2 separate regions of the Homo sapiens genome follow, and region 2 is linked to region 1. The links are chromatin loops, found by intact Hi-C in ENCODE. Cell type or tissue: adrenal gland. All regions are shown on one strand. Links, peaks and the distances in the headings refer to the core of each region. The heading gives the core; the rest is flanking DNA. Region 1 has its middle 10 kb from the start of LINC00398. Region 2 has its middle 9.2 kb from the start of HMGB1.

Region 1 (2,912 bases), core at 94-2,593:
TCTTATGTTATTGTAGCTGTGTTATCACTGGGCTTTATTATGTTTCAAAAAAAAGATGTCATTTCTACCAAGTGCAAAAACAGCAAAGTGTATCTGCATTTTGCAGAGGCAGTTGGTGTGATAATGAGAGCGAGAGGAGATCTGGATGCAGGCAGGTCATGGTTTGAGCCAAGGAGGAGGCCCTGGGAAAAGCTCTGTCTGTTCAGATGCTCTGACCCCCATACCACACCCCTTTCCGGTCATCCAACTAAAGCATCCGTGTATGGGGGACCAGGCTGCCTCCGGTGCATATGTGCAGAACCCTGGGGTCAGGCAGGCGGGGTGCCAAGCCTCCAAGAAGGGTGGGGAGCCCTTGGGACCCGTGCTGGACGCCCTCGCTCCCGAGGGCCTGCTGGGGAGCCAGCAGGCTTCTGGATCTCATTAAGGCACAGCTGCCCTGCAGCCTGGACACCATATGCAGAGCATGGGCCTGGTTCCCATCACTTGAGTGTGGACTCTGCCTATAATCATCAGAAGGCACATTCCAGGTTTGCAGTTTAAGAGAAAAGTATACTTTTGTCCTCAATTGAGGAGCCATTCTGTTCAAAGTATTTAAGTGGTTTCCGAAGCTTAGCAACATTCCTCCTGTCTGCATCTGACCATGCAGTTTTGATTTTCAAGGTAGGCCAGCAGGATTCTTGGAGGGAACACGCCCCCCAACCCCCCATCTGAATCTGCCTGAGAGCTAACAAGTGCCAATGTGGCCAGATGAATGTGTGCTGCGCTATTTGTGATGGAGGTCCCCAGAGAGCCTTTGTGCTCTAGATCTTTATTGGAACACCCAGTAAATATTGGACTCAGGCTCCCCATTGTTTTAGTGTAGGGCTTAAATGCAGTCTCCTTCAGGCTGTCAATGTACCTTTGACCAAATTGCAGCTTGCATTCCCATACCAAATGTGGTTTCGCAGAACCCCAGCTCACTCTAACAGAACCAGCTGGGACCAGAGAGGGTCCTGGTTTGCTCTTTGTGTGCACAGCTGATTTCTCAAAGCACTAACTCACTTTTCTCTGTACATAAAGATGACACTGGGGACACCTGTCATCAGGGATCGGGGCATCAGCTGCACCCAGTCAGGCACCCACTCACCCACGTGAGACTTTCAAAGCCAGCTGGCTAAGGCTTGGGAGGTACCCCCAGGGCAAAAGGACAGCTTGTCGTTGAGTGAAGTGAACCGCCTTTAACATTTTTATAGGTTATAGCCTGCCTAGGCAGCAGCAACCAGCTATTTGATAACCAAGGGGGTGACCAGATTTCTACTGGCCAGATAACCAGAAAACTAAGGCTTCTGCATTACACCGCTTCATAAGAGAAAATAAGCATTTTAGCTACAGGGAAGCCCTGTTGTTTTTGAAAGCTGGAGGAGGTCCTCCTGCTGGCCATGGGCTTGGCTGGCCGTGGGCTAGGCTGACTCACAGTCAGAGAGCAGCCTTTGTGGCTGAGCTCAGCGGAACTCAGCGGACACCCGCACGGTGGCCCAGGGCCAGCAATAAACAAGTCAGGGCTGCTCCTGGCGCTCAGGAATCTGGGGTCAATTAGGGATCAATGGTGCCAGAGGATTTAAAACAATTGCAACCAGCCAGGCAGGCTCAGGCTGTATCAACAGTGAAATGCAGAATGTGCAGATACAATTGTACTATCCCTAAATTAAATTAACGTTCTACCCCTCGGCAAGGCATTTTTCTTAATAAGTGGGATTGCTCCTGGCCAAGCTTTAACCACTAGGGATGGCAATGACCGATGACCTAACTCGTCACTTAACCTTGGCCAAGGACACCAAAACCCTAGTCATTAGGGGACCCATCTGTGAACCTCTGTTGAACAATGAAGTCAAACCTAATCTGATTTCACCCACACCTTACATTTTTAAGCTGCAAATTTCCACAATTCTCTGACTGACAAGAACATGAGGTCTATTTGATAACCAAGGGCAATGACAGGATTTCTTTTGGCCAGATAACCAGAAAACGTAAGGCTTCTGTATTACATCGCTTCGTGAGAGAAAATAGGCATTTTAGCTCATCATTTCCTCTTGTCATTTCTCATTGTTGTGCCTACCTGGCACAATGTTAACTCTATAGAAAGGCTGACTTTTTAAAATTTTTGTGGGTACACAGTAGGTGTATATATTTATGGGTTACATGAGATATTTTGATACAGGAATGTCATACATAACAATCACAGCAGGGTAAATAGGGTATCCATCACCTCAAGTATTTATCCTTTGTGTTTCAAACAATCCAATTATATTCTTTTAATTATTTTAAAATGTATAATTAAATTATGTTTTACTATAGTCACCCTGTTGTGCTAGCAAATGCTAGGTCTTATTTCTTCTTTCTTTGTACCCATGAAAGGTTGAATTTTTAACTGCGGGCATCAGTGACTGCTAAGGATCCAGCAGAGAGGGCAGTTTGACTCAAAGAGGTGAAAAAAATCAGTGGGGTCTTTTGATCATCAGGAATCAGAAGCAACTGGAGGCAGGGACCCGGAAACCCAGGCAGGGCCACTCAGGAGAATGACAGAACCCTTCCAGGCCTCCATGCATGACAAGCTGGTATGCACACCATTTGGTTGGCTTCCTGGGTCAGAATGGGTCCTTTGTGTCCCTTCTACCATCTTTGACAGAACTGCCTTTGGTCCCCAGGCTCCAGCAATGTGGTCTGAATGGGGGTTGTCTCCCTTTCTGTGTCTCCACCTCTCTGGCCATAGTCCCCTTGAGGGAGGACACCAACCCAGTCACGGCTGATCAGGGTCTCTCCCTGAGATTTATTTGTGCTACTGCTGGTGGGGAAGAAATGTTTCTTTTTTGGCTGGGCGCAGTGGCTCATGCCTTTAATCCCAGCACTTTGGGAGGCCGAAGGAGGTGGATCAC
Region 2 (2,912 bases), core at 260-2,759, 320 kb before region 1:
AGATAGATAGCAGTTGACCCAGCAATTCCACTCCTAGGTATATACCCAAAAGAAACAAAAACATGTCCACACACACTTGTACATGAATCTTCATAGCAGCAGCATTTGTAACAGTCAAAAAGTGGAAAACACCCAAATGCCCATCAACTGATGAGTGGATAAATCGAATGTGGTATATCCATACACATACATATATATTTGACATTATGCTAAGTGAAAGAGCCCAGACATAAGAAGGCCACATATTGTATGATTCCATTTATATAAAATATCCAGAACAGGAAATATTATAGACAGGGAAGTAGATTAGTGGCTGCCAGGGTTTGGGGAAAAAGAGAGTGCCTGCTAATGGGTATGGAGTTTCTTTTAGGGGTACAAAAATGTTGCAGATTAGATTATAGTAATGGCAGCATGACCTGGTAAATATGCCCAAAACCATTGAATTGTACACTGTAAGTGGGTAAATTACATGGTGTATGAATCATATTTTGATAAAGCTATTTTTTAAAAAGCAATAAATGTCTTACGAGTGGTTTTGGTTAACTAAAGACAGGAACAATGGAACACTCCCTCGCCAACTTTGCCTATTTCTTTCCTGCTGTTCATGGTGTTTAACACCTTGTGAAAAAGATGGTCCTCTTCATTAGGTAGAATTTTCATCTATTATTGGAGTTACATATTCTGTGCTTAAAGTATATTTTTGCTGCAAAATATTATAGTAATTTTAAACAAGCGCTTTTATAGGGATACCGTGGGAGGCTTTTCTGGAGAGCCGGGGGTGACCGTAATGAGTATGCCCAGCCATGAAGGGTTAGGACTGACAGCGTAAACTGGCCCCTCTCTGGCCTTATCTGACCCACAGACGTTTCATTCGGTCAAAGCGGTGTTTTAAAAAGGTAGACATTGGGCAGGTATGGTGGCTCACACTTGTAATCTTAGCACTTTGGGAGGCCGAGGCAGAAGAGGAGTTCAAGGATGCAGTAAGCAGTGATTGAACCACTGCACTCCAGCCTGGGCGACAGAGCGAGATGGTCTCTCTCTCCTTTTTTTTTTTTTTTTTTTTTGAGATGGTTTCGCTCTATCGCCTAAGCTGGAGTGCAATGGTGCAACCTTGGCACTCTCTCTCTCTCTTTTTTTGTTTTTTTTTTTTTGAGACAGGGTCTTGCTCTTTCGCCTAGGCTGGAGTGCAATGGTGCAACCTTGGCTCACTCTCTTTCTCTTTTTTTTTTCTTTTCTTTTTTTGTTTTTTTTTTTTTTTTTTTTTTGAGACAGGGTCTCCCTTAGGCTGGAGTGCAGTGATGCGACCTCAGCTCTCTCTCTCTCTCTCTCTTTTTTTTTTTTTTTGAGACAGTCTCGCTCTGTCGCCTAGGCTGGAGTGCAGTGGTGCAACCTTGGCTCACTGTCTCTCTCTCTCTCTCTCTCTTTTTTTTTTTTTTTTTTTTTGAGACAGGGTCTCGCCTAGGCTGGAGTGCAGTGATGCGACTTCAGCTCACTGTCTCTCTCTCTCTCTTTTTTTTTTTTTTTGAGATAGGGTCTCACCTAGGCTGGAGTGCAGTGGCGTGACCTCGGCTCACTGCAGTCTCCTCCCACCTCTCCCCTCCCTTCACCCCACCCCAAGTAGCTGGGACTACAGGTGCACACCATCATGCCTGGTTAATTATGTTTTTGTATTTTTTGTAGAGATGGGGGTCTCTCCATGTTGCCTGGGCTGGTCTTGAACTCCTGGGCTCAAGTGATCTGCCTGTCTCAGCCTCCCAAAGTGCTGGGATTACAAGTGTGAGCCAATGTGCCCGGTTTGAGACCATCTCTAAAAAAAAAAAAAAAAAATTCCCTGGGTGTGGTGGTGGCGCTCACCTGTAGTTCCACCTACTCACTCAGAAGGCTGAGATAGGAGGATTGTTTGAGCCCGGGAGTTTGAGGCTGCAGTGAGCTATGATCCTGCCATCACACTCCATCCAGCCTGGGCAACAGAGAGAGACCCTGTCTCTAAACAAACAAACAAAACCCAGAAAACAGTAGAAATCTTCACAATAAAAAATCCAGATATTTGGCTTCTTTTGAAAAGTGAGAGATCTGATAAGGTTGGGTTCACATTTCCACATGGGGAGGATGGTTGGAATGAAGAGTAACTGCCTCCCTCAAAGAGGTCAGGGTTCTCAAGTTTACCACAGTCCCCGCCATTCCCTAAGTGGTTAGCCTGACTTTTCACCCAATCATATCACCTCCCTGGCCCCTGCAGACATTTGAGTTGGGGCCTAAGCATTTCATATGATTGTAAACTGTAATTCTGAAATTTTCTTGATCAGAGATTCTTTTTATAGGAAACACTTATTGTCATCATACAAACCATAGAGTGGGAAACTGAGAAACAGAACTGTTGTGATATCGCAGGTGGCATGTACTTTTTTTTTTTTTTTTTTTTTGAGACACAGGTAGCATGTACTCTCTCTCAGTTTTTTTATTTTGAGACAGAGTCTTACTCTTTTGCCCAGGCTGGAGTGCAGCCTCATTGCGACCTCAGCCTCTCAGGCTCAAGCTCAGCCTCCCGAGTAGTGGGATTACAGGCGCAAGCCACCACACTCAGCTAATTTTTTGTATTTTCAGTAGAGATGGGGTTTCACCATGTTGGCCAGACTGGTCTCGAACTCCTGACCTCAAGTGTTCTGCCCACCTCAGCCTCCCAAAGTGCTGGGATTACAGGCCTGAGCCATCGCGCCCAGCCAGCATGTACTCTTGAGATGAGGAAGAGAGTGGCTGTGCTGCCAAGAGAGGATGTCTTATGGCCCAGACAAAAGACTAGACAACAAGCTTTATTTAGCATGTGTCTCCCATGTGCTAAGCACTATACATAGAGTATTTTGTTTATGGCTGGTGTGATGGCTCACGCTTGTAATCCCAGCATTTTGGGAGGC

The links. A loop is a pair of places that touch in the nucleus more often than their neighbours do. Peaks named below come from ENCODE experiments on the same cell type or tissue, not always from the same donor. Only the 100,000 strongest peaks of a DNase experiment are listed, where the experiment ranks them.
Region 2: a loop joins it to region 1, with 2.5 times the contacts of the local background. A loop is called at or near these places in 61 of 110 quality-filtered maps.

Annotation. Positions count from the first base shown.
Region 1 is chr13:30,791,299-30,794,210 of GRCh38, forward strand. No RefSeq gene overlaps it. Among named protein-coding and RNA genes, the nearest start is that of LINC00398, 10 kb to the right of the region's middle. RefSeq lists enhancers at 1-2,456, 1,334-1,628, 1,382-1,898 and a silencer at 1,334-1,628. In adrenal gland, for the core only: a CTCF peak has its summit at 1,386 (motif pointing left); DNase peaks (open chromatin) are centred at 1,163 and 1,393; H3K27ac peaks cover 1,038 bases.
Region 2 is chr13:30,473,717-30,476,628 of GRCh38, forward strand. It overlaps a transcript of HMGB1 not described here. Among named protein-coding and RNA genes, the nearest start is that of HMGB1, 9.2 kb to the left of the region's middle. In adrenal gland, for the core only: no CTCF peak of the experiment used is centred there; no DNase peak of the experiment used is centred there.